7 separate regions of the Homo sapiens genome follow, and all the other regions are linked to region 1. A link is a loop called in an ENCODE intact Hi-C map of the cell type or tissue named here. Cell type or tissue: endothelial cell of umbilical vein. All regions are shown on one strand. Region 1 overlaps HAO1 (hydroxyacid oxidase 1). Region 2 has its middle 140 kb from the start of LINC01428. Region 3 has its middle 56 kb from the start of FERMT1. Region 4 has its middle 19 kb from the start of FERMT1. Region 5 has its middle 61 kb from the start of BMP2. Region 6 has its middle 4.4 kb from the start of MIR8062. Region 7 has its middle 81 kb from the start of HAO1.

Evidence for each region. Peaks named below come from ENCODE experiments on the same cell type or tissue, not always from the same donor. Only the 100,000 strongest peaks of a DNase experiment are listed, where the experiment ranks them.
Region 2: a loop joins it to region 1, with 5 times the contacts of the local background. A loop is called at or near these places in 6 of 110 quality-filtered maps.
Region 3: it touches region 1 in a loop (10-fold over the local background); 2 of 110 quality-filtered maps call a loop at or near these places.
Region 4: it touches region 1 in a loop (7-fold over the local background); 5 of 110 quality-filtered maps call a loop at or near these places.
Region 5: it touches region 1 in a loop (23-fold over the local background); 8 of 110 quality-filtered maps call a loop at or near these places.
Region 6: a loop joins it to region 1, with 5 times the contacts of the local background. A loop is called at or near these places in 3 of 110 quality-filtered maps.
Region 7: a loop joins it to region 1, with 7 times the contacts of the local background. A loop is called at or near these places in 3 of 110 quality-filtered maps.

The regions. Positions count from the first base shown.
Region 1 is chr20:7,925,434-7,929,433 of GRCh38, forward strand. All of the region lies in intron 2 of HAO1 (hydroxyacid oxidase 1), which reads right to left. Among named protein-coding and RNA genes, the nearest start is that of HAO1, 13 kb to the right of the region's middle. In endothelial cell of umbilical vein, a CTCF peak has its summit at 1,547; DNase peaks (open chromatin) are centred at 1,078 and 1,508; H3K27ac peaks cover 1,600 bases.
Region 2 is chr20:7,112,333-7,116,332 of GRCh38, forward strand. No RefSeq gene overlaps it. Among named protein-coding and RNA genes, the nearest start is that of LINC01428, 140 kb to the right of the region's middle. In endothelial cell of umbilical vein, a CTCF peak has its summit at 1,687 (motif pointing right); a DNase peak (open chromatin) is centred at 1,719.
Region 3 is chr20:6,176,612-6,180,611 of GRCh38, forward strand. No RefSeq gene overlaps it. Among named protein-coding and RNA genes, the nearest start is that of FERMT1, 56 kb to the left of the region's middle. In endothelial cell of umbilical vein, a CTCF peak has its summit at 2,104 (motif pointing right); a DNase peak (open chromatin) is centred at 2,140; H3K27me3 peaks cover 211 bases.
Region 4 is chr20:6,140,062-6,144,061 of GRCh38, forward strand. No RefSeq gene overlaps it. Among named protein-coding and RNA genes, the nearest start is that of FERMT1, 19 kb to the left of the region's middle. In endothelial cell of umbilical vein, CTCF peaks have their summits at 1,091 (motif pointing left) and 2,499 (motif pointing right); a DNase peak (open chromatin) is centred at 2,540.
Region 5 is chr20:6,826,930-6,830,929 of GRCh38, forward strand. No RefSeq gene overlaps it. Among named protein-coding and RNA genes, the nearest start is that of BMP2, 61 kb to the left of the region's middle. In endothelial cell of umbilical vein, a CTCF peak has its summit at 2,056 (motif pointing right); a DNase peak (open chromatin) is centred at 2,082.
Region 6 is chr20:7,373,983-7,377,982 of GRCh38, forward strand. No RefSeq gene overlaps it. Among named protein-coding and RNA genes, the nearest start is that of MIR8062, 4.4 kb to the left of the region's middle. In endothelial cell of umbilical vein, a CTCF peak has its summit at 2,151 (motif pointing left); no DNase peak of the experiment used is centred here.
Region 7 is chr20:7,857,530-7,861,529 of GRCh38, forward strand. No RefSeq gene overlaps it. Among named protein-coding and RNA genes, the nearest start is that of HAO1, 81 kb to the right of the region's middle. RefSeq lists an enhancer at 1-73. In endothelial cell of umbilical vein, a CTCF peak has its summit at 1,974 (motif pointing left); a DNase peak (open chromatin) is centred at 1,922; H3K27ac peaks cover 795 bases.

The sequences.
Region 1 (4,000 bases):
CAGGGACATCTTAGCTCTCCCTTCCTTGTTTTCACTGTATTTCTAGGGCAGAACTCTGCAACAGACTAAAACATTAGCTCTACTGCAGTGATTCCTGTGTTATTATTCTGTCATTTTACTGAATTGTCAAGTCCTGGCATAAATGGCAGATCATATGGAGACCATAACACAGTGATAGGCCTTTAAATAATGGTTTTAAGGAGTATTGAGTTTGCACACAACAACTTCAACCAACCTCCCAGTGTTTAACAACTTCAGTGTTGGGATACACATGTGAGCCTCTGACTTTTTTCACTGTCACATTTTAATGTCATCAGGCACATTAATAATTCTGAGAAGAAGCAATCTCATGCTCTCAAGAAAGCCACCCAATAGCTTAAATTTTGGTGCAAAATCGTAGAAATCACTCCATTCGATGACTGTCTTTAATATGGCTAGATTCTAATTTTTTAATAGGTGTTTTAATCAACAATCTTGTTTCATTGCAAAGTGATTTTAACACTGAAGCCACTATTTATATGAAAATACTTTAGCAATGAATTATACATTTTAGTATATGTATATATATCAAATGTCCATAATCTTTTAATACATATATAAGCATATGTAATACGGATGTGTGTTTGTGTGTGTGTGTGTGAGTGCTTACACACAGAAAGAGCATGTCACTGACTTTTTATTGTTAGAAAAGCAAGTCTAAAACATAAAATTTGGTTACACTTTAGAGTGAAACAGACTTAGGTTCAAACCCCATCACCACCATTACTGGCACTAGACCTTGGTCAAGGGCTTCCTTCTTCTCTACTGTCAAACAGAATGAGAATTACTTCACAGGCCTATTGTAAGGATTAATCACAAGAACGTAAAGTCCAAGCATTGCACCTGATACATGACAGGCACTCCACTTCAGAAAGAGTAAAAATGTTCCTTAAAGCAAGTCCAGTGCTTTGCCTGGATTAGGTAAAATTGAGAATAATGGGGATATTTTCCTAGTAGGTATGCTGAAACATATATCTAGTCGGTCGCCTAGCACAACACATAAATATATAAATCAATAAAGCTTTCAAAAAATACATCGTTTGGGTTTAGAGCAAAGGAAATGACAATTCTTCCTGTTGAATGGTCTTTCACTCATTGTTAAGGTTGATCACTTAATCTTGGAAAATCCAGAAAATTCAACAGCTAAAACTCTCACCTACACCCTAATGCAGTCATCTGGGGTCTGTGTGGCTCTTTGTGTTACTCTGCAATCTGTTCCACCTGCATCTTAATAGGTGGTCAAGTCATAGCTGAGTCCCAAAACTTCACTTTGGAATGTTCTGGCCTTTTAGGCTCAAAAAGAAAGTGTTTAGATTTAATGGTTTTATGGCCCATCAAATCCAGTGTGGTAGCCTCTAATTGCATCCAGGGGCTGGAATTTCTTTTAAAACTTTTTTTTTTTTTGACAGTTTAATAAGAATTTGCTAATATGCTGAACATTCCTGGAACGCATTAGGTAGGTTTTAATTTTTCTTGATATGAGGTCCCAGCACTCCCTCATGTGGCACTTGCCCACATAACAAGTCAGAAGCAAAAGGATAAATGAATATTTAATCCTTCTTTTCTCTTTCTTTTTGATTTCTCATGTTTAAAGGGAGAAAAAAAATCTCAAGTAGCTCCATGAAAGATGAAGGAAAATTTTATTATAGCTACTGTGCATAAAACCTGAGAGGTTTCCATGGCAATGTTCTTAAAGCACCAAATGGTATAGTAAGCATTTTATTAATTGGATATTTGAGAAGTCAGAGATGTTCTACTTATCCTGGAAGACTAAAATTTAGCCTAATGATACCACCTATTTTATATGTGTTAGCATTTATGTTTATTATTGCTATTTCCTTCCATATGTTAAATATTCATAGAAATAATTTTGTATCCTTCTTTAAAGAATATAAAGAAAAAAATTCAAAAAAATAAATAAAAATGATCTGCTAGAGTTTCAAACGGATGTGCCATTATAAGTAGAGGCACTTATAAAACAGCTTAAATATTATAAGATTTACAACTATTAAAATGTTGATTAAGTAATCCATTGAATCAAATTTTTTATTCGTAACACAGTGCATGAAAAACTGCCCTCCATTCAGTATTTTTCAGTTATTTTTTTCCACTTTAAAAGACTTCTTAGAATTTTATCTTTTGTTTGATTGTAATTCATGACCCATTGTTTATGCTCCCAAATTTTGCAAAAAGCGAATGATTTCCCAATTAATTTCACTTCTGTGGCTTATTTTATCTTCTCAAAGTTAAAAAGATAAAACAATAAAACATAGGATGTTTGCAATAAATATTTTAAGATGATAGCATAGTGCTTGCCTTAGGATTCTTGCTACAGTTAATGACGTTTGGAAATACCAGTAACAGAGCAGGATATTATAGGTAGCACTGCCTAAGTGATTAATAATCTGAGCAAAGCATTAACCTCTCTAAGCCTCGATTTCCACACCCACAGGAGTTGGAGAAAGTTTCTCAGGGTTTTGCACTCACATATTTTAAGATGGTGGTAAAGATAGATGAATAAATAATAAAGTCAAATTGCGTGGCACATACTAATTGCTGTATAAATGCTGGTGATCATCATTTTTCACAAGACTTTGAAGTATCACTTTCTGAGTTTATGCAACATTTATTAAAGACGTTTGTGTTTTTAGCAATAGTCAGAGATAGTTACATATCTTGTTCCTCTCCTATAGACCAAGAATGTACTTTGAAAAATGGAAATTAAAAGCATTCAAATGCTCACTGCCTCATCTAAACCCTCCAAGGCTGACATAGTGCAGTCGAAAGAAGTGGGCTGACATAAAGTGCGTCTAAACCCTCCAGGGCTGACATAAAGTGTAGATTTCAGTAGAGTAAGAAAAGGTAGCTCTATACTTTGAATTGTTTCTTTTTGCATTTGATAAAATTTTAAATGGGATCAAAATCATTTATTTATATACTGAAAAAAATTGCAAAGATCATCCACTTCTATGCCAGTTTTCTGGGTTTTTGTTTTTGGAGATTTTTGTTGTGAAAGTTTTTTCTTTTTTTTTTTTTTGTCTTTCCAGCAGAACTATTTAAAGAACTTTTCTTTTGAACACCAAAATGCAACACAAGTAGCTCATGCTCAGTATCACACCTAAGTTCTGTAAGATCCCTGGAAACAACCCCAGCCTCCTTGGGACGTGGCATTCAATCCACTGGTCTTGCTCAAGTAGCTCACTTTATCAATGAAGAAACATAATCCTAGAAAGTGAAAATGACCTGCCACAGAAATAAAACTAGTTCTCGGTAAATTTCCACATAAATCAGATGTCCCAGATGTACAGCCTAGGGGACACTTGTAGCCCACAAAAGTATTTACTTTGGCCCACACATTGTTGCCCCAAACAGTGTTTTAGGGAATTTTGATTTATTTGCCCACATTTAAAAACCAGGAGATTGTACATAGAAATCAAGATTTCTGGCTTCTTAAAATTTTGGAAGATTTGGCAACCCCACATCCCTGCTCCCTTGGGTCATCAAGAGCTAAGATGTGGCTGCCCCCTTCTGATGGAACATGCAATCTCAGACTCACTGCAGTCTCCACACAGGAGCTTGCACTGTTTTTTGTTTGTTTGTTTGTTTGTTTGTTTGTTTGTTTGTTTCAATTTCATCTTTTTTGGACATTTACATTACAAGCCTGGCTCCTAAAAGTACCTTTTTTTCCCTGAGGTTTCTGCATAAAGCTTAAAATAAAAATATTTTTCACAAAGAAAAAGAACAATTTTTATTTCCACTAGATGTAAATGGAATATACTTTTCTGAAAGTGAGTTTTTGTGTGTGAAAGATAAAGATTTCAGAGACTTTGGGCTCTGAGGGGCAAATAAAGATAGTGTGTAAGCATTTCTAGCATTTATTTCATGAATCCTCACAAGAAATCCTCAGGTGAGAGCTCTTATTCATCCAGGGTTGCCAGATTGAGCAAACATACAGGACACC
Region 2 (4,000 bases), 810 kb before region 1:
TAACATGTTCCAGGAGCGGGAGAGCAGTAGGAGTTGGAATGGTTTGATTAGTTAGTTGTCATTAGCTAGAACCACAGAACTTACAAAAGGAGGAGAAAGCTGGAGACATGCAGATCTATCCTGACCATCCTGATACCCTAATGAAATGTATGAATTCAGTTCTTAGAAACCTATGTGTGCGCATGTGCCAGCTGGAGGAATCTGCAGATCTCTGAGGACTGTCTGTGGACCCTGTTTAGAGTTTCAGCAGGTGATAAAACGTTAACCAGGTTTACATAGGCCTCTGTCCTTTTAACATTCCATCCTTTCTTCCTTATGAAGCTTTAAAGTCTCCCCAGTAATTTTAAGAGTCAACCGCTAGCCCTTTGAGACTTTATTAAGTACAGTAATTCCATTGCCCTAAACATAAACTCTTTGACACATCCCCTGACAGTAATCTATTCCTTGCAGAGTTTAGGGGCCTCAGCAGCCACAGAATGTTTTCATTATAGAGCTCTGGGCTTCCTCTTGTCTGAGGCTTTAAGTAATGATGAGATCCCTTAAGTTCAACTACTTCACAAAAACTGCATTGCAATCCTAGGCCCAGTTTGCTTCAGAGGAGTACAGAGCCCTAAGCTGATGATCAGGCTCTATCTAAGAAATCTTGGATTTAATATCTGCCTTTATCCTTTTCAATCTCCCCACTGCAACTAAAAGATCTTCAACCTGTTTTCTTAATTGTTTCGGAATAAGTCTAGGAAGTTGAGCTTTATTACCCAGAGGGAGCCTAGCATTTATTTATTGTATTCGACTGTTATGTAAACTAAATGACTATTGTTACAGCTTCCGTGTGTATTTCAAAGAGCATTGTCATTTATTTTTCTGTGCTTTAACAATTCTGTATAGCTCAGAGGTTCACCACGTAAAGGGAAACCCAGGACCAGTGGCAGCAGAGATACACCCTGGAAGCTTGTCAGAAATGCCAGAATCTCAGGTCCTGCACCAGACTTGCAGAATCAGGACCTGCCCTTCACCAAAACCCACAGAGATTTTAATGTATTCGAAGGTTTGGGAAACTCTGGGGAGACAACAGCATTTAGTTGATGCTTCCGAATTACTTTGCCTACGAAGTAGGAATCTGATTAACATATTTTCTACCACCCAACCAGAGTGCTTAGCATAAAAATTATTCTGATAACTAAATTGTTTTTCTGCTAAGTTAAACTTCATTTGGGAAACTGTCTTGTATTTTTATTTCAAACTGCTAAAATGTCAAAAAAAAAAAAAAAAACAAACTACTATCCACTAGCCATTCATTCTTTAAGAAATTAGGATCCTATAATCCAGACTTATAAGAAAAGTTCTCAGCACCTAGGATAGTGACAGGTCCTGCCCTATATTAGATGCCTTCGTGAGGTGAGTCTTGCTTGTCGTCTTTTCCCCATAAAAGCAGGTGGTCCAACGTGGTCATCAGTCTCATCTACAGCAATGACACACACTAGGCCCACACTCAGGCCTGTTTCGCTGTAAATTTCCTCCTTGTTCCACTATTCCGCATAGGATAAAATTCAGAAACGTAGGAAGACTTCAATTCCAAGCCATTGTCTAGCTCAGGAGTTTTCAACCTCGGCACGACTGATTTCGAGACTGAATACTTCTTTGCTATGGGAGGCTGTCCTGTGCATTGCAGGATGTTTACCACATCCCTGGCCTCTCCCCACTAGATGGCACACAACCATTCCCTCATCACCACTCTACTTCATCCACCCTCCCCCGCCGTTGGGACCACACAGAAGTCTCCAGACACTGTGAAATATCCCCTGCGGGAGAATCTCCTGTAACTGAGAACTGATCTACAAATATGTGAATATGTGCAGTTTTATTTATTCCTAGCTTTAATATGATTTTCTCTATCACCTAACTCTTCCTCATAAGACTGCTCCACTCTATTAAATAGAGGTTCCAGGGACGAAAGCTTTAAGCCTTCCACAGTTGACACCAGTTTGTTTGCTCCACTTTCTTAGAGTTCCATACTTTCACAGAGACAAAAGGGCATTCAGCGTCTGCTTAATTATCTTAACAGGTGTGTTCACAAGTTATGAGTCTTGTTCTTCTTCAGTGGTTGCATTAGAAGCATTGCCTGTGGGAAGGTAAAGAGATACCTATATTATGGAAAAAGTTTTGGTTTAGAAATTAAATGTGCAGACTTTGAAGCCACATTTCCCTCCACCACATCCTAGCTGAGTGGTCTTGGGTAAGTTACCTCCTGTTTGTTTTCTCTGTGAAACAGAGTCCAAGCAGATAGTGTTATTTTAACAATTAAATGATATATCCCATCAATACTTAGAATCATGTCTAACGCAGGGAAGATCAATAATCATTTATTATTATTATCCCTTCAACAATTATGTATAACTTAGGATCTTGTCTGGGACAGAAGGCGATCCAAGATTTCTTGCATAAATACATACTCCATGGTCATGACTTTTATTCCGATCAAAGTTGTAGGCTATGTTTTGCATATTTAAATTGCATCATTTTAACATTGGAATATTACCATGGAATTTTCTGTCCTGGAGTTGGAAATATACTTAAACATGTGAGTTGATTGTTAGAATCCACTACCCTTTATTCAATTCATAAAACATTCAGAATTGAGTGAAACTAATCAACGTGTGAGAGATTTACCTTTGAAGCTTTGGTTGTGGGGAGTGGAGTAGTAAATTGAAGGGATTCCAAAGAGGCTTCTTGGGATATTCCTGTTGCTTTTTTTTTTTTTTTTTAACCTGGGAACAGGATACATGGAAGTGTTCAGTTTGTGAAAATCAATTGAGCTGTTCACTTTTCTTTATCTATTTATAGTTCCATAAAATTTCAAATATACATACAGATCAATTAGAGAAAAATAAAAACCTTGTTCTACACCTAACCATATTGTTTAGAGAACAGTTGAGAGTACCAGAAATAATACATTCTTTGGTATTTTGTTGAATTATGGCTCTTGTATTATTCAGATGGTTTTCTAGAGAAGTCTGACTTCATAAACTCTGTCTGCATTTGTGTTGTAAATACGGGATGGGCTGTGAAACGAAATTATTATATGGTTGTTTATATTAACCTAGCCAAACACAAACCTGAATTTTTTTAACCCAGACATAATATTGAGAAGTACTACTTGGATGACTTAAACTATATTTTTAGCTACTCGTGCTATTGTTAATGTGAAAAATATAAAACTAAATTATAGGTCCCCCTATTTTCATTATGGGACAATTTTACAGCTGTCAAAAAGTTGTATTTCACACTTCCCACATTCACAAGGCTACATTCGTACAACAGTTTATAAGTTTTTTTTTTTTTTTGGCTTTTTCCTCAGTAGCTGAAAAGTTGATATAGTAATGATTTTGTTGCAAGGTTGTCAAAGTAAATAGGCCACACCAAGCATAGACAAGGAATCTTAAATCTCAGAAAAAGACGAAATTTAGTTTATAACCAAGAATGGTAAATAGAGGAGTTGTGGATGGAATTTCCATATTATGCCCAAACCTCTTGAAAGTCAAATGTTTCAACTTTTCATCCCATTTTTTTTGCTCTGGAACTGCTACAGAGGAGTCCATTTGACTGACAGGGGTTCCATGCTTTTTTGTGTCTTCTGCCCTGTCTTATATGGAAGTGCCAATAAGCAGAGAACCAATGGTAAGATCCAAGGTCACACAGCAGGCTGAGGAATAGATGAGGCCGTTGCAAACCTGGTTAAACTTTCAATAAGACCAGCAGCTCACATAGTTTAGAGAAGATTGATTGTGAAAACTTAGTAGAACATGACAAAATTTTTTTTTTTTTTTTTTTTTTTTTTTAGAGTCTTTTTTTTTTTTTTTTTTTTATTATACTCTAAGTTTTAGGGTACATGTGCACATTGTGCAGGCTAGTTACATATGTATACATGTGCCATGCTGGTGCGCTGCACCCACTAATGTGTCATCTAGCATTAGGTATATCTCCCAATGCTATCCCTCCCCCC
Region 3 (4,000 bases), 1.7 Mb before region 1:
TATGATTCAGCTCCCACATATATCCAGACAGGTAAAGAATGCAATGATCCTATGGATTCATGCCTTTCCTTTCCCATGACAATGATTTCTCATTGTCAACTGAGAAGATGTCCTTGAGCTTGATTAATGTGAGTCTATGCCATTGGCCATTAGAATGAGAATCCCATTAGAATCCATTAGAATCACCTGGGAAAGCTTCTAAACACCCAAATGGAAGGCCACCCCCAGATCAATTAAATGAGAATCTCTGATGATGTGATTCAGATGCCATACTTTTTGGAGTTCCCCAAGTGATTCCCAGGTGAATCCATTCCCAGTGTGCTGACAAAACCCGGTACTGAGACTGAAGGGGCTGAGGGCCAGGCTTCACTTTAGGATACTCACAAAGGCAATCCGTGTGTCCCTCTGAGACCTTTGGATGGACATCCAGCTGGCCTTTTCTGGAGAGGAACAACATACTACCCAAATAATCCTATTGACCAGTCCCCAGAAAGGCTCTGTACAATTTTATGCAATGTTAACCCAAACCAGCTGTATTGGTCAGGGTTCTCTAGAGGGACAGAACTAATGAAATATATATATATGAAGGGGAGTTTATTAAGAATTAACTCGCACAATCACAAGGTCCCACAATAGGCCATCTATAAGCTGAGAAGCAAGGAGCGTCAGTCTGAGTCCCAAAACTGAAGAACTTGGAGTCCAATATTTGAGGGCAGGAAGCATCCAGCACGAGAGAAAGATGTAGGCTGGGAGGCTTGGCCAGTCTAGTCTTTTCATGTTTTTCTGCTTGCTTTATATTCTAGCTATGCTGGCAGCTGATTAGATGGTGCCTACCCAGATTAAGGGTGGATCTGCTTTTCCCAGCCCACTGACTCAAATGTTAATCTCCTTTGGCAACACCCTCACAGACACACCCAGGATCAATACTTTTCATCCTTCAATCCAATCAAGTTGACACTCAGTGTTAACCATCACACCAGCTTAGCTAAACTAAAATTTGAACACCTTCTCTGTGAGATTTGCAAGCAACTCTGGGGTTTACTTTCCCAAGGAACTGGGCTGAGGGGGATTGGTGGGTGGGCTAGAGTCAGAGCATCCTCAGGAGGAAGGTTCCGAAGGATAGGAGATGAGAGAGATGGGAAAAAGGGCACTTGAGTTCTTGCATTACAGACCCTCTTTTTTCCTAGAAGGGTACTCCTGAGGCACTATTCCCATCCTAAAGACTAGCTGACTATTCTTCAGTTATTTGCTCCAATCCAAATTGCAAAGGTGAAAATGAGAGTTTTAACTGAACCTCAGAACTTGTTTCCAAGTAAGAAATTATCCATTCCAGCCACTTCTGACACGTCCATGTCAGCACTTCCTGTGGTTCCTGCCCCCTACTCTTTTGGTTAGTGCTATGGCTGCTGGGCTGTTGGTTTTAACCCTTCATATGCTACTGATGTCAAAGTCTAATAGGAGAGAATTTCTCAGTGTCCTTGCAGAACAGTAAAAGATGAACAGCTTCCCCAAAGGAGGCTTCCTAGAAACATTAATTTATGGGACATAAAACAACCAACTAGAATACAGAGACACAGAAGGAGGATGGAGAAGAGAGGGAGAACAAGAAATAAAGGGGCTATCTAGATTTTAAAAGTCAATAATTAGTCTGCTTTTAGCATTACTAAGATCAGATTGGGCCAGAAGGTGAGCAATCTCCTGAAATATAAGGAAAAATATCAGGATATAATTTCTGTAGATGAAATTCAACCAAGAGACTGGACTTAGTGCTTCTGATCCTAAACAAATCCTGAAAAACAGTCTCAAAAGGCAGGATTGATGGGATAAAATTGAGCACATATGAAATGTTCTGAGTGCTAGGACCTGAACACCTTTCTGAAGTTTATCTTTTAAGATTTCTTTCTTCTTGTGCCTTACTTTGAAATGACTCTACCTAAAATGAGAACAATGGCATTCTAAGATTACTCCTCAGTGTTTACAAGCCTTTTGACACATTAGGGTTTCAGATTTAGGCTCTGTGGGCCTTTTTCTCCTTTGGTAAGGAAATGTGAAGTGTAGGTGAACCCATGAAGCAAGTTCGTCCTTTGTGCTTCATGGAAAAGTGTTTTCCAGCAGAGGGCATCCTTATGCAACGAATTTCTCTACCCTCAGAATTATTTGCGGATATTGAAGTGCATTAGGGAACAGATTTTGCTTTTAAAGGCTTTGCAGTTCAGTTTGTTTTTGGCAAGTCATTTATACATAAGGTGCTAAAGTGTTAAGAGGACTTGTTCCAATTTTTTTTAAAGTTGGGTAAGTGATAAGTTGTGCTATTAATGATGATGGTAGCAGATCATAAAATGGTTTAACTAAATTTCTGCTGTTTTATTTACTCATAAATTCAACAAATACTGATTGAGTGCCTTCTGTGTGCAAGACACAGGGGTAGAAGTGGGTATATGAAAGTGAGCCTGAATCAAACCTTCCTGGAAAAAAGCTTACTATATATAAAAGGGATAGGACACAAATGCAGGAAAATAAAATACAAGACACTCTCTCTCTCTCTCTCTCTCTCTCTCTCTCTCTCTCTCTCTATATATATATATATATATATATATATATATATATATATATATATATATATATAGTGTGTGTGTGTGTGTATTCTTATTAGAAGCACTGACTTCTCTAATATTAATTGTTAGTAGGCTTTCACATTTTTTCCATTTCCTGCTAGAGGGCAGCTAGAATATTCAAGTTGTTTTCGAATGTTTTAACTTCTGCCAAAATTGATTTGTTTAGGCTTCCTTTCTTCCTATTTTCAAACTCCATCTATATTTTAGGAGGAAATTAATCTGTACATTGCAATTCTGCCTGCAATTTTAAAAATAGATTATTTGGAAAGACTTGTTCATTGTCTCGGTATTCTCTAAACTCTTTCCATTTCTAGTGAAAAGGAGGAATTATTGTAACTTGGCCCTCTTCAACCCAGAGGAAATCTGGAGTGAAATCTGAAAGCGGCAGACTTGCTTAACCTTTTCCTATCAGATTGCTGGCAGTGGAAAGTTTGTTAAAAGTGTGTGGATTGAGTGAAACACCATGGGTCTCAGACTGGGCCACAGGTTCTGGGAGATGCATCTTGACCTCACTTCAGCCTGACACCACTGGATAAAAGCAAGCAACATTCCAAGTTCAGTTGCTTTTGTCCCAAGGATGAGACCACTCAGACCCACAAGGCTCTGTCAGAACCAGCAGTTTCAGGAGCTTGTTAGCTTGACTGTGTGGCTTGCAGCACCTTCCAGAGAATGCAGCAGGGCAGGTATGAATATGTGATGCTTTTCATCTTGGGTTCCATGTCCGGTAAACGCTCTAGAAGCTGTATCTGAAACTCAGGCTGCACCATGGGAGCTAACTGCTGGACCTTAGAACATAGTAGTAGATTTGGGCTCCTTCAGAGGAAACACAGATATTTTGCTCAGTGGCCTGGGTTGACCACACTTTCTGTAATTGTCCTGCTACAGGAGAGACCAGAATGGCTCAGTGTGCCAAGCATCTTGAGGAGAGTGCCATTCTAGAAGCCGGTTAAGTTTTTCAGTCCTCAGGTCTATTTTCAGTGAGAAAATCTATGGCAGATACTGTTAGTGCTCCACCCAGATCCCTTCTACTGGACTGGGGCACACATCCTCATATGTACAAGTTGATGCCTAGTGACACATAGTTGCTTCTTTCTCCAGAGAATTGTCCCCCATTGAAGGAAGTTACTTCATCTTTTTTTTTTGGGCAGAAACCAAAATTGGGGCATCCAGCAATTCAGACAATGACAGACTGAAAATGGGATACAAAATGTTGGTCCTTTGCCCAAAGGTAGAAACAATTTTGTGATATTACGCACACTCCAAGGTTCCCCATGAAATCAGGCTGAAAGTAAAGTCCAGCTGAGACTACCTCCTACTTGCGTAACACGATTCCTACTCCATCCTGCTTTTCCCACTCCCCTTTCCCTGAGAGCCCACCTGCAATA
Region 4 (4,000 bases), 1.8 Mb before region 1:
GCTTGGGGAAGATTGTTGTTAGGAATATAGACTCAGATGACTTGAAATTATCTCAGTGATATTGTTCACTATATGAGTTTGTCACACCATCATTTTTAGTCTGCTCATCGACAAAATAGGAATGAGGATAAAAATAATGCTGATATTGAGGGCTTATTTTGGGGATAAAATAATAACAATACTGATAGTTATAGTAATAGTGGCATTTGCATAGACCTTACCATGAGCTGGGAACTGTTCAAAGATTGTAACACATATTAACTAACCAAACACAGTGGCAGCCCCATGAATCAGGAGTCACAATTATCCCCATTTTACAAATGAGGCAGTGCAGGCACAGAGAAGCCAAGTAACCAGCTCAACGTTGTATAGCTAAGAAGTGTCAGGCTGGCTATAGCCAATAATAATTTAATTGTACATTTAAAAATAACTAAAAGGGTATAATTGAATTGTTTGTAATACAAAAGATAAATGCTTGAGGGGACAGATACTCCATTATCTATGATGTAATTATTATACATTGCATGCCTTTATCAAAACATCTCATGTACCCCATAAATATATGGACCTACTATGTAGCTGCAAACATTAAAAAAATTAAAAAGAAGTGGCGAAGATGAAATTTAAACCCAGGCAGCTTAGCTCTTGTCTGGACTATATATTTGAAAAAGGTTTTGAAACTGGAAAATGCTATGTAAGTGGGGTTATGATTTGTTATTGGTGTAAATGAAAAGTTCCAAACAAGGGGACTAAGCAGCAAGAGGGATGGGCTTCAGTGCAGGGGGCTCACTGCTGATGTGAGGGCTTGGGCAGGCTTCTGGGAATGGTGGACCTTAGAATGGGGGCAGGGAGCTTCTCCACTTGGAAATCAGCTTCCATCCTCATCTTTCATTAGATCAAGAGTGAAATCAGAAAGAATGTTCATTGCAAATGAAGAGACCCATTTCAAACTAGCTCAGGAAGAAAAGGAATTTATTGGCCATAGCTGGGAAGTCTGGAGGCATGGCTGGATCCAGAGATTCACCCAAGACCTGCCTCTTTCCTGCCATCTTTGGCTCTCTTCTCCTCTGTGGTGGCATCATTCTCGGGCTGGCCCCACCTGGTGGAAAGGATGACCTACAGCAGCTCCAGCCCAATAAAACCGCACAGTTGGAGACAATGATTTGTTCTGCAATGTCCTGGGAAGGCTTCTCACAGCCTGGCTGGAGGCACGTGCCCACTCTTGGGGAGGTGGAACCAGCCTCAAACAAACCACACAGGCTGAGTGGGCTTTCTGTAGAATAGGAGAGGAGTGAGTTCTCCAAAAAAAAAAAAAATGGGATGCTGGGCAGACAAAAATCATGTCTACTGCAGCCTTGCCACTGGCCCCTGAGCAGCATCAACCTGGGAGCTGTTAGAAATGAAGGTTTTGGTGCCCCATCCCCAGACCCACTGAGCCAGAATCTGCATTCTAAGAAGGTCCCAGGGGATTGCTGTGCATAATGAAGTCTAAGACATGTTGGCTGACAGAGGGCTTTTAGAAAGACATGTGTGGTTTGTCTGTCTCTCTCATTCTTATTCCACACACACTACGTACATGCTTAAACCGTTGGCTGCCATCATAAAAATGGTCCCAACCAGGAAATGTGCAAAAAGGCAGGACAGGTAAGAGCAGTACTACCCTTAGATTTTGGCAAGAACCCACAATGTAGAGGCCCCTTGCAATGGACTTCTTCTGGCCACATCCGTGCCACTGACTAGGGAGACCATCAGGCAGAGGACAGTGTTCACCTGGAGTCCGCCTCTGCTCTTCTAAACCTCACTTTGGGTACCTGTACCTGGGACTCAGGAATTCCCTGGGCAAATGACCCTGAACATGTTTCCAGGAACTGCACGGGATCTTCTCCAGCCATTTTACTCTGACCACCCAGATTTCAACCTGTCCTTAGGAGTAGGACATAAATGTGTGTACTTTTGGCCTGAAAGGTGGCCGAGGGGGCCTCACTTTCCTTCAAACACAATCCGTGCTCCTTTCACCTCTCCCCCTTTCTCTCACTGCTGTTGCATTACCTGTAAAGCACGCTGGATTTGGTGAAGGAAGGAAAAATGAATGATCCAAGAGAATGAGAACGTGGAAGCAGTTTGTGGAACTGAATGACCCTACCCTAGGTCTTCAATATCATAGCCTACTTCAGTACACATGTTTTTCTTTGTTCTTACAGAAAAATATCGCTTGCCTAGGTTTGTTCATTTAATACCTGCATGACTTTTTACTTTGGCACGGAATCTCCAATTAGTCTGTGTTAGAGAAAACAGCCAGAATAATTTTCTTTACCTACTTTCTATCTGGGACTTGGCTGAGGTGCATGTGCATGAGGCCACTCATGATGTGGGATGCAGCCCGAGGAGAAAAGAAGACGGATGGGCTGCCGGCCAGGGCCTGACTCGATATTAATCTATAATAGGTGTAGCAAATATTTCATGAACGTGGCTGGCTGTGCATGCCTCTTTGCAGTAAAACACTAGAGGTGCTTTATCAATGGTTCCCACTAGATGTCGCTGTCGTCACGTTTGTAAATCCTATAACCCTCCTTATCTTCCACCTTGGTTTAATTTCATTAGATTTAGAACATAAATATGTCAATTTTTAAGTTGGAGAACAGATTTTCCTATATCAATTCTTAGAATCCTTGCTTTATTTTTATGTTGTCACCGACTTCCCGTTACTTTTGTTGTTTCTCTTGCCCATTTTGAGCATACAAAGGTCTCTGTACACAATAGGTGCTTAGTAACATTTGAATTGAGTTGAAAAAGGGGGGTTTCTATGGATTTGAGAAGGATAGTGCCCTTCCATTTTAACTTTCTGGAGCATAATTTATTTATTTATTTTTTGGAGGCAGAGTCTCACTCTGTGGCCCAGGCTGGAGTGCAGTGGTGCCATCTCAACTTACTGCAGCCTTAACCTCTTGGGCTCAAGCAATCCTCCTGCCTTGGCCTCCCAAGTAGCTGGGCTACAGGCATACGCGACCATGCCTGGCTTTTTTTTTTTTTTGTGGAGACAGGGTTTCCCTATGTTGCCTAGGCTGGTCTCGAACTCCTGGGCTCAAGACATCCATCCACCTTGGCCTCCCAAAATGCTGGGATTACAGGCGTGAGCCACCACACTGCTGTTATTTTTAAAAAATGAAGTAAGTGCCTTGATTACAGGGTTTTAAGTAAGATCTTAAGCCAAACTCAGTGTGAATTCACATGGGGAAAAATCACTAGCCTCTAACAGAAAATTAGTATTTCCTTTGATTGTAAATGCAGGCAACAAACACAGTAACAGTAGTACCTGGGACTATGCTGCCAATAGAAATTTCAGACTTTTATATTATATTATTGTAAACAATCTTTTAAAAAAAACTTTTGTTTGAAGTTCAGGGACACATGTGCAGTTTCATTATATAGGTAAACTTGTGCCATGGGGGTTTGTTGTACAGATTATTTTGTCACCCAGGTATTAAGCCCACTATCCAATTGTTATTTTTCCTGATTCTCTCCCTCCTTCCACCCTCCACCCTCCAATATGCCCCAGTGTGTGTTGTTCCCCTCTATGTGTCCATATGTTCTCATCATTTAGCTCCCATTTATAAGTGAGAACATGTGGTATTTGGTTTTCTGTTCCTGCATTAATTTGTTAAGGGTAATGACCTCTACCTTCACCCATGTTCCTGCAAAGGACATGATCTCATTTGCTTTTATGGCTGCATAGTATTCCATGGTGTATATGTACCACGTTTTCTTTATTTTTATTTTGAGACGGAATCTCGCTCTGTCGCCCAGGCTGGAATGCAGTGGCGCGATCTTGGCTCACTGCAAGCTCCGCCTCCCGGGTTCACGCCATTCTCCTGCCTCAGCCTCCGGAGTAGCTGGGACTACAGGCGCCCGCCACCATGCCTGGCTAATTTTTTTTGTATTTTTAGTAGAGACCGGGTTTCGCTGTGTTAGTCAGGATGGTCTCGATCTCCTGACCTCATGA
Region 5 (4,000 bases), 1.1 Mb before region 1:
AGTGTTGGCAGTGAGGGAACATGAGGTTGACAGCTGGGCAGGAACCAGATTAAGAGATTGGATCTTATTTTAAGTGCAATGGGGAGCCATTGTAGGTTTTAAGTACAAGAATAATTTATGTTTTAAAAAAGATAGTTCTGGCTGCTGAGTGGTTAATAGATGGCAAGGAGAGAAGCAGAAAGATGGAATAGAAGGCAATTTCAGGTATCCAGGCAATAGAGGGTGAAGACTGGAGCTATGATTCTATGATAGCTAACTTCCATATTTGCCCTCAGTGATTCTCTCCTTTTGGTATTTACACCCTTTGGAAGTCTTCTGCATTTTACCAGGGTTAGTCTCAATGTAACCAATAGAGTACAGCAGAAGTGATGGTCTGCTGCTTCTGAGACTAGGTTATAAAGGCTATGACTTCCATCTTGGTCTCTCTCTTTCTTGGATCTCTTGCTCTGAAAGAAACAAGCTCCTAAGTTTTGAGCTACCTTAAGGAGAGGCCTGTGTGGCAAGGATCAACAGCCAGCAAGAAATGGAGGCCTGCCAACAGCTACACAAGTGGCCCCAGAAGTAGACCCTTTTTTCAATAGAGATGACAGTTGGCAATTGGCTATGATTCCAAAATTATGGGGATAAATTAGGAATGGAGAAATGGATTTAATAATCACTAGGGCCAGGTGTAGAGGCTCATGCCTGTAATCGTAGCACTTTTGGCATCCAAGTGAGGCAGATTGCTTGAGGCTAGGAGTTCAAGGCCAGCCTGGAAAGTATTGCAACACCCTGTCTCTACAAAAAATAAAAATAAAAATAAATAGGTGTGGTGGCAACTGCTTGTTGTCCTAATTACTAGGGAGGCTGAGGTGGAAGAATTGCTTCAGCCCGGAAGTTCGGGGCTGCAGTGAGCTGTGATCGCACCACTACACTCTACCCTGGGCTACAAAGTCAGACTCTGCTTCTAAAATAAAAAAAGAGAGAGAGAGAGAATATCTCAAATATAGGTAGCATTTAAAGCTGTGGAACTGGATGGGATAACCTAAATAAAATTTATTGAGAAGAGACAAGACCCAGGGCATGAATGAATGAAATGAATGAATGAAATATGAATATCTACATTAAAACACAATTCCCTTTAAAAATTAGAACACATAATGGGAATACATATAGGTGTTAAGTTGTCCATACTGGGAATATTCAATACTGGACATTACTACTGAAGAAAATTTCTTAAACTTCTTTATGATGTGACATTTATACACTGAGAGTGTGTGTTAAGGTTGCTGTGGGGACTTTAACTCTTGAACTTCCTGATACTTGGTGTATTTTCATTTTAAACCTTCCTATTCTATCACAATAAATTTACAAGTTAAACATGTATAGCTATGCACCGTGGCTTTGAATGTGTCTGAATTTCCAAGGAAACATGCACTATGGTATTGGCTATTTATGAGTGTGGAGAAATCTAAGGAAACGTATTTTCATTTCTTATTCCTCAGCAAATTACAGCTCGACATGGGCCTTTAAAAAATAGACTTGCTTTACTTCAAACAACTTGCTTACCTTGAGGTTTTCTGGGAACGTAGGGCTGTATACTTCTGAGAGCTCTTTCATAAATGATGGGATGTGCTGCAACCTCTCAGCTCCAGGCACCTTGAAACAGGCAGGGGGGTTTCTCTTTTGCCTTCCGTGTTTGCTTAAGGGAAACTAAAAGCAATCTTCTATTTGAGGTCAAGTTCTATTACACTGAAAACATTTAGTCTTCAACATACACGATTAAGATAGCACATCTGTAGTGGTCACGAGGATACATGCCCAACTTGCCCCATAGAAAGATAGTAAAGGAATCTCTTGTGTTGGTGGAATAATAGGACTGAAACATATTGAACTTCTTGAAGGGAAAGTATAAGTAGCATCCTCTTCTTTTGCTTTCTGGACACATATTTTCCCATCTCCAGAAAGACTGAGTCCCCAGGGAATAAAGACTATTGATGTGGCCTTAAGTTTGCAATTTGTGCTTCCCATAAAAATTCCTCCCCCAACTATGTATGTATGTCAATCATGATATGTCACCAGCAGGTGGCAACAGCGAGTGCAATAGAATGGAAAACCCCAGGTCAGAATCTCTGCAGATCACTAGGAAGGGTAGCATGCCAGTGTACACAGTGTATGCAGAAGGGAAATGACTGCTATTTATTTTTTTTTAAGTGCTTTACCACTCTGTCCTACCTCTCCAAGAGTCCATTTTCTTTCTTCCACAAAAATTGATTTAGACCAGAGGTCAATACTCTTATTAATCAGAGGGAGGTCCTTTTAATAGCCTGTAGGTCTTTTCCTCTACATCAGGGACAGGGAGGTTTGCCCTTGTTTGTTAAAGAGTTCTCATTTTCTGACTTGCCTGCCCCTATGGGCCTCTTAAAGCAACTCTGAAAACAAGTGGCAAAGAATAATTTTTTACTAGAAGACTTAGCAAGAGCCAACTAATTTGACCCATTAAGTGGGCTATCAGAAAGCTAGGAGGAGATGACAGGGGTTGTTTGCCAATATGAAAGAAAGAGAGATATCACTGTTTTTTTTTTCTTTTTTTTTCTTTGTTTGTTTGTTTGTTTGTTTTTTTGTTAAGCTGGCAGCTGCTGTAGTCGGATTCACTGGCATTGACTGCCACCTGGTTGGGGAGGAGTCCTATATCTTTGCAGATTCCATCTCAGAGATGAGACATTGTCCCCCTGTAATTGCCTTTGTGTAATTTCAGGACTAGCATCATGATAGATACTATATGGCAGAGCAGGCATGCTTGGGCTTGTCACATGTACAATGAGGGACTAGAGCTGTCTTTCAGGTCCAAGGAGCAAGGTTATTTGAGGAAAGCTCAGCTGGGAGTGAGTGTTCTTGAGGAAACATCTGCTCCATAGGGATGTAGACCCTTAGAAGAACATCCTTTGCAGGTTGTGCATGAGACAAGCCATAAATTAGTAGGATGAGCTCCCCCTGTAGTCTACTCTGAGTACAGAACTACCTTACAGACAATTCAGTTAGGCCTCAGACATCACAGTGCACCAAGGCAAATAAATCCACAAGTGGGAGGATATGCTTACAGGCACAGCCTTAGTGGGGGAACTGTGAAAATTATCCCTTCATGTTTCTCTGAAAGCAAGTGTATGAGCATTTTATGGAAACCTAGTGCCTCCCATCCCACTTGGAATCTGAATTGCTTGCAGTTTCCTGAGATGCCACTCCAGCCATCCATGAGGCCTGTTCTCACTTCACACATACTCTAAGACAAACGACTTGTCATATTATTGAGAAGATGGGAAACTATTTATATTACCACCTAAAGAAAGCGCATTATAAGAAATCAGGCTATGACTTTGGTTTTGCCGATAGCTGACATTTCAAATTCGGGCAAGTCACAAAAATTTCATTTCCACTTACTTATGTTAAGTAGGGTAATGATCCCGCCTTGGAGACCCTATAGAATATTTGATGATAATAATAATAATAACTAAATGATTATCGCTTATTCATGTGCTGATTTCCAGCCTGATAGTCAGGCTCTTCACCCATCTATTTCAGAGAAAAGCCAATATCCTACCACCATCTCCAGGGCCCTATATCATCTGACCCCTTTACTTCTGACCTTGTTTCCTCCTGTTCTCCTTTTATTCATTCAAACTAAGAAACTAGCTTTCTTGTTATGTCTTGAATACACTAGGGTCTTTGCATTGCCTATGTGCTCTTCCTGGACTGCTCGTTCTCCAAATATGCAGACGATAGAATTTCTTACCATCTTTCCATCTTTGTTCAAATGCTGCCTTCTTAATTAAGTCTACCTGGCCCACACATTTTACAGTTCGAACCTGTCCCCAACCAGACTCCTAACCTCTTCATTTTCCACATTCAAAAGCACTTACCTGTTAATTATGATTATTGTTTACTGTCTGTCTCCTCCAATTAGAATATAAATTCTTTAAGTACTGGAATTTTTGTTTCGTTGGTTTGTTTTCAATGGAGTATC
Region 6 (4,000 bases), 550 kb before region 1:
AGGCCACAGATGACTCTTATTTGCCGAATTCAGTACATCACTTAGGAGCACCTGTATCCTTTGAGAGTTTATTACAAATGCAGCATCTCAGGCCTCATCCAAGTCCTCTGCAACCAAAATGTGCATTTTGACAAGATCATGATTTATATATATGTTAAAGGTTGAGAAGTTCTGGTCTGTAACACTCAATATTTCCACTTCAACCTTCTAAACTAAAGAATTGTGTGACTTGACCTGTCTTCTAAAGAAGCCTTCACTTTAGTGTCATTACCTTTGTCTTCATAAAATATTCTGTTTTTTTAATAATCATTTAGAAAAATCCAATAAAACAAAACTACAGTCATTTGTTGCTAAATGAGGGGGATAATACCTCCTGAGGAATGTGCAGTTGGGTAATTTTTGCCCTTGTATGAACATCCTAAAGTGTACTTACACAAATCTAGATGTACTTCTAGGCTATATGGTATAGTCTCTTGCTCCTAAGCCATAAACGTGTATAGCATGTTTCTGTACTGAATACTGTAGGCAACTGTAACACAATGGTAAGTATTTGTGTATCTAAGCATATCTAAACATAGGTAATGTTCAGTAAAAATACTGTCTTATAATCTCATGGGATCATCATTGTATATGAAGTCCATCATTGACCTAAATGTTGTTATGAGGCACATGATTGTGAATTGCAAGCAAAAAAAATCTACCTTCTTATTTCTGTATCTAAACATTTGTGTGTTTAATTTGTTCAGTTACAGGATCACATTGATATCCCTAGCCTAGCATTATTGTTGTTCAGAGCAATTGCACAGTGTATTTTGAATGAGTCAATATTAAGAATAATATAACAGACTCCAGGTGTGGTGCCTCACACCTGCAACCCCAACAGTTTGGGAGGCTGGGACAGGAGAATTACTTGAGCCCAGGAGTTCAAGACCAGCTTGAGCAACATAGTGAGACCCTGTCTCTACAAAACAAAACAAAACATTAGCCGAGCACAGTGGCATGCACCTATATGTTCCTGCTACTTAGGAGACTGAGGCAGGAGGATTGCTTGAGCCCAGGAGTTCCAGGCCTCAATGAGCTATGATGGTGGTACTGCACTCCAGCTTGGGTGACAGAGTAAGACTCTGTCTCAAAAAAAAAAAAAAAAAAAAAAAAAAAAATTAAAATTACACACACTCCCCCCACCAAAAAAAAGTTATCTGAAATCTTTGGTTAAAAAGCAAGAAAGTGACTTCTACTTCTGGCCAAGGAAGAACAACTGAAAAACACAAAACATATGAAACAAATTTTGCCAGACACTGGACATGAGGCAAGAAGGGCGAGTGATTGCTGAGCGATGGAAGTCAAATGAGATGAGTGTTTCATTTACCCCAGATGGCTGCCTTGGGTACCTAGGAAAATCTCAAGAAATTCCTTATTGATAATAGATTTGAGAGTCTGCAGAGAACAACGTAGCTGAAGTTGGCAGGGCAGAGTACCAGAGAGGAGAGAAATGTAGAGAGCGAGGACTCTGGAGGTCTGCGGAGGGTTCCCTTGTGTATTTGATTTGTTTGTGTATATGAGGAAACTACCTGAGACTGAGGAAAGAACCACCTGAAAAAATTGCCACTGTCCTGTCTAACTGGATTCACAAGAGATTGGAAATAGTGCCCATTCCCATCAGCTAGGTTAGTTACAAAACCTCAAGATTCAAGGGGCGCTGTGTAGAGTGCACAGAAAGATCTTGCCTTAGTAATGGGAAACAATCAGATCCAGACTGAGTGTGCTCATGCCACCTAACACATTTCAAAAACAAGACTCAGGAAGATAAAACTATTACTATTGAATAAGTAATTCAGCTGTATTCCTAAACAAAATTCAAGCATATTAATATAAATAAAAGAATATTCAGCACCCAGGAAGCAAAACTTTACAATATCTGGTATTAAACCAACAATTTACAGGCATGCAAAGAACAGAAAGATACAATTCATTATGATGGAGTCAATCAATCCTTCCCAATGAATCCTAAACTCCCTCGGATGTTAGAATTAGCAGACAAGGACACCATTAAATTTTGAATTAATTAATATCGTTTTTTTAAAAAAAAAAAAAAAAAATAGGAAGTATCATTCTTTTAGGAGAAACATCACCATCTGGTGGTATTTTCAGGTATTGCCAGTAAAGATATTTAAAACAGGAAGGGTGGTTTTTCTTGGTGTTTACAAATATGTGTATAAATAATTACAACTATATCTATGAATAAACAGCTGAGCAATTGTATAAACCATACAACTTTTATTCAAACACTTGTATAACGTTTACGTATATGTTATTTTATATATACACATACAAATATATTTATATATAAGTATTCATAATTATGCAAATTGAAGATGCAACAATAAATAGACTTTCTGAAATAGTTGTTCTGATAATTAAATATCCAGTTACCATTGTTGCGTTGCCTTAATGACTTTTTCTGTCCCTCTATCTTTGCCCTAGGGTCTTTCCACAAGCTTTCTCTTGTTCTAGGATAATCTTCCTTCCACCTTTCACTTGGTCACTTCTTCCACGTCCTTCAGATTTTACTTTACCTGTCACCTCCTCAACAAGCTTTCTCTGATAATTTAGAGGCAATTAAGCCTCTATCACAAATACTCTCAGGTAATTCACTAAATCCCTTGAAATAGTATCCACATTTGTGGTTATGAATTTACTTGTGCACTTATGTGGAGAAGGTCTTCCTTTCCCACTAGGTACAGTGTTCCATGAGGTCACTTTTCCTCATTATGCACCTTTCAGAATCTAACACAAAGTTGGCACACTGTGTGCAGTTGTTGGATGATGTTTCCCCACCCAGATTTTCATCTCTATTATTGAAATGTGATTAGGATTTAGGCTTCACAGGTAAACCAAATGCAGCATTGAATTTCAATCTCAAATTCCAGGACATGTGGAGGTACGAAATCACTGCTCAAATCAGCTTGTTTAAATTCCAGAATAAAAAGCCCTAAATGCTTCTCAACTTATACAGTTTTTTTCTGCAAATCCCAACTAAGGAACTGAACTTCACTTAATTCAAAATAAAAAATAATTCTGAAATCTGTATTAGGTTTTTCCAGAGAAATAGAACTGATAAGATGTGTGTTTGTGTCTGTGTACACAATTTCTTATAATTAATCTCTCTATGCATGTAGGTCAAACATTCTGGACATGTCTATGAAGGTGCTACTGAATGAAATTAACATTTGAATGGGTAGACTGAATCTCTTGATGCATATATATGTGTGTGTGTCTATGTACAGACACACACTCATTATATATTTATAGATAAATAGATAGATAGATATTCATTATAAGAAATTGACTTATTTGATTACGGAGGCTGACAATCTGCAGTTGGCAAACTGGGAACCAAAGAGAGCTTATGGTATATTTCCAGTCCAAAATGCTGGTGGGCTCAAGACCCAGAAAGAAAATATGTCTCAATATGAGTCTGAAAGCAGGAAAAAAATCTAATGTCCCAGCACTAAAACAGAAATTCCCTCTTATTTGCAAGAGGATTAACTTTTTTGTTCCATTAGGGCCCCTTCGACTAACTGGAAGAGTTCCACCCACATTAGAGATGTCAATCTGCTTTACTCAGTCTACCTATTCAAATGTTAATCTCATTCAGGGGCATCCTTACATAAGGGCCCAGAATGTTTGACCTAATGTCTAGCCACTCGATAGCCCAGCAAAGCTAATACATAAACTTTACTATCACAATTCTACCCCTTCTCATCTTGGCACATATACGCCTCTCCTTAAACCATACTGATATGGTTTGGCTGTGTTTCCACCCCAAATCTCATCTTGAATTGTACTCTCCATGTGTCAAGGGCAGGACCAGGTGGAGGTAATTGGATCATGGGGGTGGTTTCTTCCAGGCTGTTCTCTTGCTAATGAGTGAGTCTCATCATGTGAGATCTGCTGATTTTTTTGTTTTCAGGGGTTTTTTTGTTTGTTTTTGTTTTTG
Region 7 (4,000 bases), 68 kb before region 1:
AGTAATGAATAAAATAGACAAGAATCCCTGCCCACATGAAATTTATATTCCAGAAAGTTAAGCAAGACAAATTAAGTGCAGATTATGTTTGTAATAAGTGCTGAAGAAAAAATTAAGCTAGGAAAGGATCAGAAAATGTGAGAGAGGGTCCAATTTTAAGTTAAGCAGCCAGGGAAGGCCACAGTAAGAAGGTGACATTGATTCAAGATCTGAAGGATATGAGAGTGAGAATCATATTTGGGGGAGGAGCATTCAAAGATAAAGAACAAGTAAATAGATCCTAAGAGAGGAGCACCCCTGGAACATCTGAGAAGGAGTCAGGAGAACAGGAGTGAGTAAGAGAGGGTCAGTGATAGGAAATAGGATCCCAAAGTATAGAAGAGGTCACATCACACAGGACTGCGTAGGCCACTGTAATGTCTTTGCACTTCCTCAATGTGAGACGAAAAGCCTTTAAAGGGTTCTGGGCCAAGACTTGACAAGGTCCAATTTACCTATTAACAGCATTTCTATTGCTGCTGTGCCTAAATTAAAGTGTGGACAGGGGCTGATGCAGGGGAATCTATTAGAAAACTTTTGTCCTAATTCATGTAAGTGATGATAGTGGATCAGACCAGGGTGTACCAATGGAGGTGGTGAGAAGTTTTCGGATTCTGAATACACTGTATTTTAAAGGTAATTCCAACAGGTTTTGCTTGTAGCTCAGGTGTAGAATAAGAAAGAGGAGAATCAAAGACAACTCCAAAGCTTGGGGGCTGAGCAAATAAAAGGATGGTATTTTCATGTATCCAGATGGAGGAGATAGGAAATTGAGTGGCTAGGGGATGGATGTAGAAGCTCAATTGTGTTAATTTGAAACACCCAATTGGAGACCTAAATGAGGATAGAAGTCATCAGTAACCTACGTGTTTCTTCCTCACTGATCTTCTCTGGCTTTGACCTCCAATGCCCTAATTCAAATATCTACTTTCTAAGCAAAGGCATAATTGCATATGTTGGTAAAATTACTTTTCGAAACCATAAAGCACTATCAAATGAACATTATTATTATTTATACATGGAAATACCAGGATGATGCCATAAACCCCAAGAAGTGCCTTTCATTTGGTATTTTAACAATCAGGCTCTAAGAAACTTGAGTCCACAGTACCTCAGGGTTTTGGGGCCAGAGGAATAAAGACTGGATTTTTGCAAGCAAATATAGTGCCCTTTATGGAAACCTTCACAGTTTGCTAAACTTTTGGAAAATGAAACACCCATCATTAAACTGTAACCTAAGGGGACATGAAGAAACAACTAACCATGCACACCCACCTCTTCTCTCCCGGGAAGTAAAAGCATTATGCGCAACTAAAGGAACTACAAGTTCAATTGAGAATATGTAAAAACCCATGGGTTTCCTTTTTAAAGAAACCAGAGTCCATACTTGCAATCCATCTCCCACTTCCATCCCATCTCGCAACCACCAGCTCTGCCCTCATTCCCACTCGTCAAATCTTGGTAGAAACAGCTGTCACCACAAAAGTCATACTGGGCCAGGACAGACAGCTGGCTCTGTGATTCACAAACAAATTAACCTTGGGATTTTATTTTGAGCAAAGGGGCTTCCTATCCTATGTCCTTCATGGCCATCCATTTTTTGCCCTTGGGTAAACACACACCAACTCAAATGTCACACATGGGGCTGAAGGACATTTGGGGTTTTCAGGGTCACTACCCACTATTGCTTTTAAAAAATATTTCCTCTTAATCAAAGGCCTTTATCTCTTGACAAAGTTTCCAGTGAAAAAGTGTACCTAGTTTAAGTAGCCAACTCATGCCTGGGGTTTAGCTTCTCAAAGAGGGAGGGGTGTGAACATCGTTGTTCCATTAACAATTTAAGGATCAGCTCTCAAAGTGTAGTCATAAGGCGTAGAATTAACAGATGACATAATGTGATATTTAAAAGTTTTAAGAAACCAGCAAATACATGTCTTGCAGCACAGCACCATCTACTGACCAGACAGAGAAAGAATATGGGGGTGGGGGAAGAAGGTAGAGAGAAAGGATGAGAAGGGCTGAGAAGGCTGGGGGGAAGAGGAAAGTGAAAAGAGGGGAAGAGGAAAGTGAAAAGAGGGGAAGAGGAAAGTGAAAAGAGGGGAAGAGGAAAGTGAAAAGAGGGGAAGAGGAAAGTGAAAAGAAGGGAAGAGGAAAAGAAAGAAAAAACAGGACTTCAGATTTCCGTTAATGCAATTCCACATTCCACAGATAAAGAAACAGAGCCCAGAAAGTTTAGCTGAATTCGCCAAGGATACAAAAGGCTCTCAGGTCTCCTATTTATAAGGAAAATTATTTTCACATTTTTGAGGTTTAAAAAAGAGCTATCCTGCTGTAGAATTTGAGAAATTAATCATCATATATCAAAGGAACTGATTAGAGAGTGCAGATATAGACCCATACGTTGAGTCTGTTATTTTTCTACCTTTGTACAAAGGCAATTCAATAGGGAAATGATAATCTTTACAACAAACTTTGTTGAAACAATTTTGCAAAAACTATGTAACCTCAACTCATAGTTCACATCTTGTGTGAAATTTTTATACACCTTGTATAAAAATTCAATATGTATTATAAACCCAAGTAAAAACTATAGAACCTTAGCCGGGCACGGAAACCATCATTCTCAGCAAACTAACACAAGAACAGGAAACCAAACACTTCATGTTCTCACTCATAAGTAGGGGCTGAACAATGAGAACTCATGAACACAGGGCGGGAAACATCACACACTGGGGCCTGTCGGGGGGTGGCGGGTTAGGGGAGGGAGAGCATTAAGAGAAATACCTAATGTACATGACGGGTTGATGGGTGAAGCAAACCACCATCATACGTGTATACCTGTGTAACAAACCTGCACATTCTTCACATGTATCCCAGAACTTAAAGTATAATAAAAAAAAATGGCACAACCACTTTACAAAAGTCTGACAATTTCTTTATATAGCTAAATATACATTTACTATATGACACAGCAATCCTACTTCTAGGTATTTACGCAAAAGTGAGGAAAATTTATGTTTTTAAAAAAACTCTGGGCCAACTGTGGTGGCTCACACTTGTAACCCCAGCACTTTGAGAGGCTGAGGCAGGAGGATTTGAGCCCAAGAGTTTGAGACCAGCCTGGGAAACATAGCAAGACCCCATCTGTACAAAAAATTAAGAAATAGAAAGTGGTGGTGTGCACCAGTAGTCCCAGCTACTTGGGGCACTGAGATTGGAGGATCACTTGAGCCCAGAAGGCCAAGGCTGCAGTGAGCTGTAATCGTACCACTGCACTTCAGCCTGAGCAACAGAGAGAAACCCTGTCTCAAGAAACAAAACAGAACAATATAAAATTGTGTATGAGCATTTATAATTCCTTTAGGTGTGATCACAGAAAAAATTCTCAGAGCTGTACAACAGAAAGAGTAAATTTTGCTGTATGTAGATGATATCAAAAAAAATGTTTAAAATGGTCTGTAGTCCGGAATACATTTTTCAAAAGCATGGAATTAAAAGTATATTCTACCCTCATACACTATTTGTTTATATAAGTGAATTTGTTCTAAAAAAAAAAAAGGAAATATAGAAAATAAAATGAATAGTGACTCCTGCCTCAAATATCCTATATTTTTAAATAATGGAAACTTAATTGGTAAGTTTTTAGTCCAATATGAATAGTTGGTTACATTATGAATATTTTAAGAATCAAAATTTGTTATACAGAGTAAGGCTAGGCACAGTGGCTCATGCCTATAATCTCACCACTTTAAGAAACCAAGACAGGAGATTCGCTTGAGGCCAGGAGTTTGAGACCAGCCTCGGGAACAAAGTGAGACCCCATCTCTACAAAAAATACAATTTTTCCAGCCCTGGTGGCTGATGTTTGTAGTCCCAGCTGCTGCTTGGGATGCTGAAGCAGGAGGATTGCCAGAGCCCAGTAGTTCAAGGCTGTAGGAAGCTATGACCATTCTACTGCACT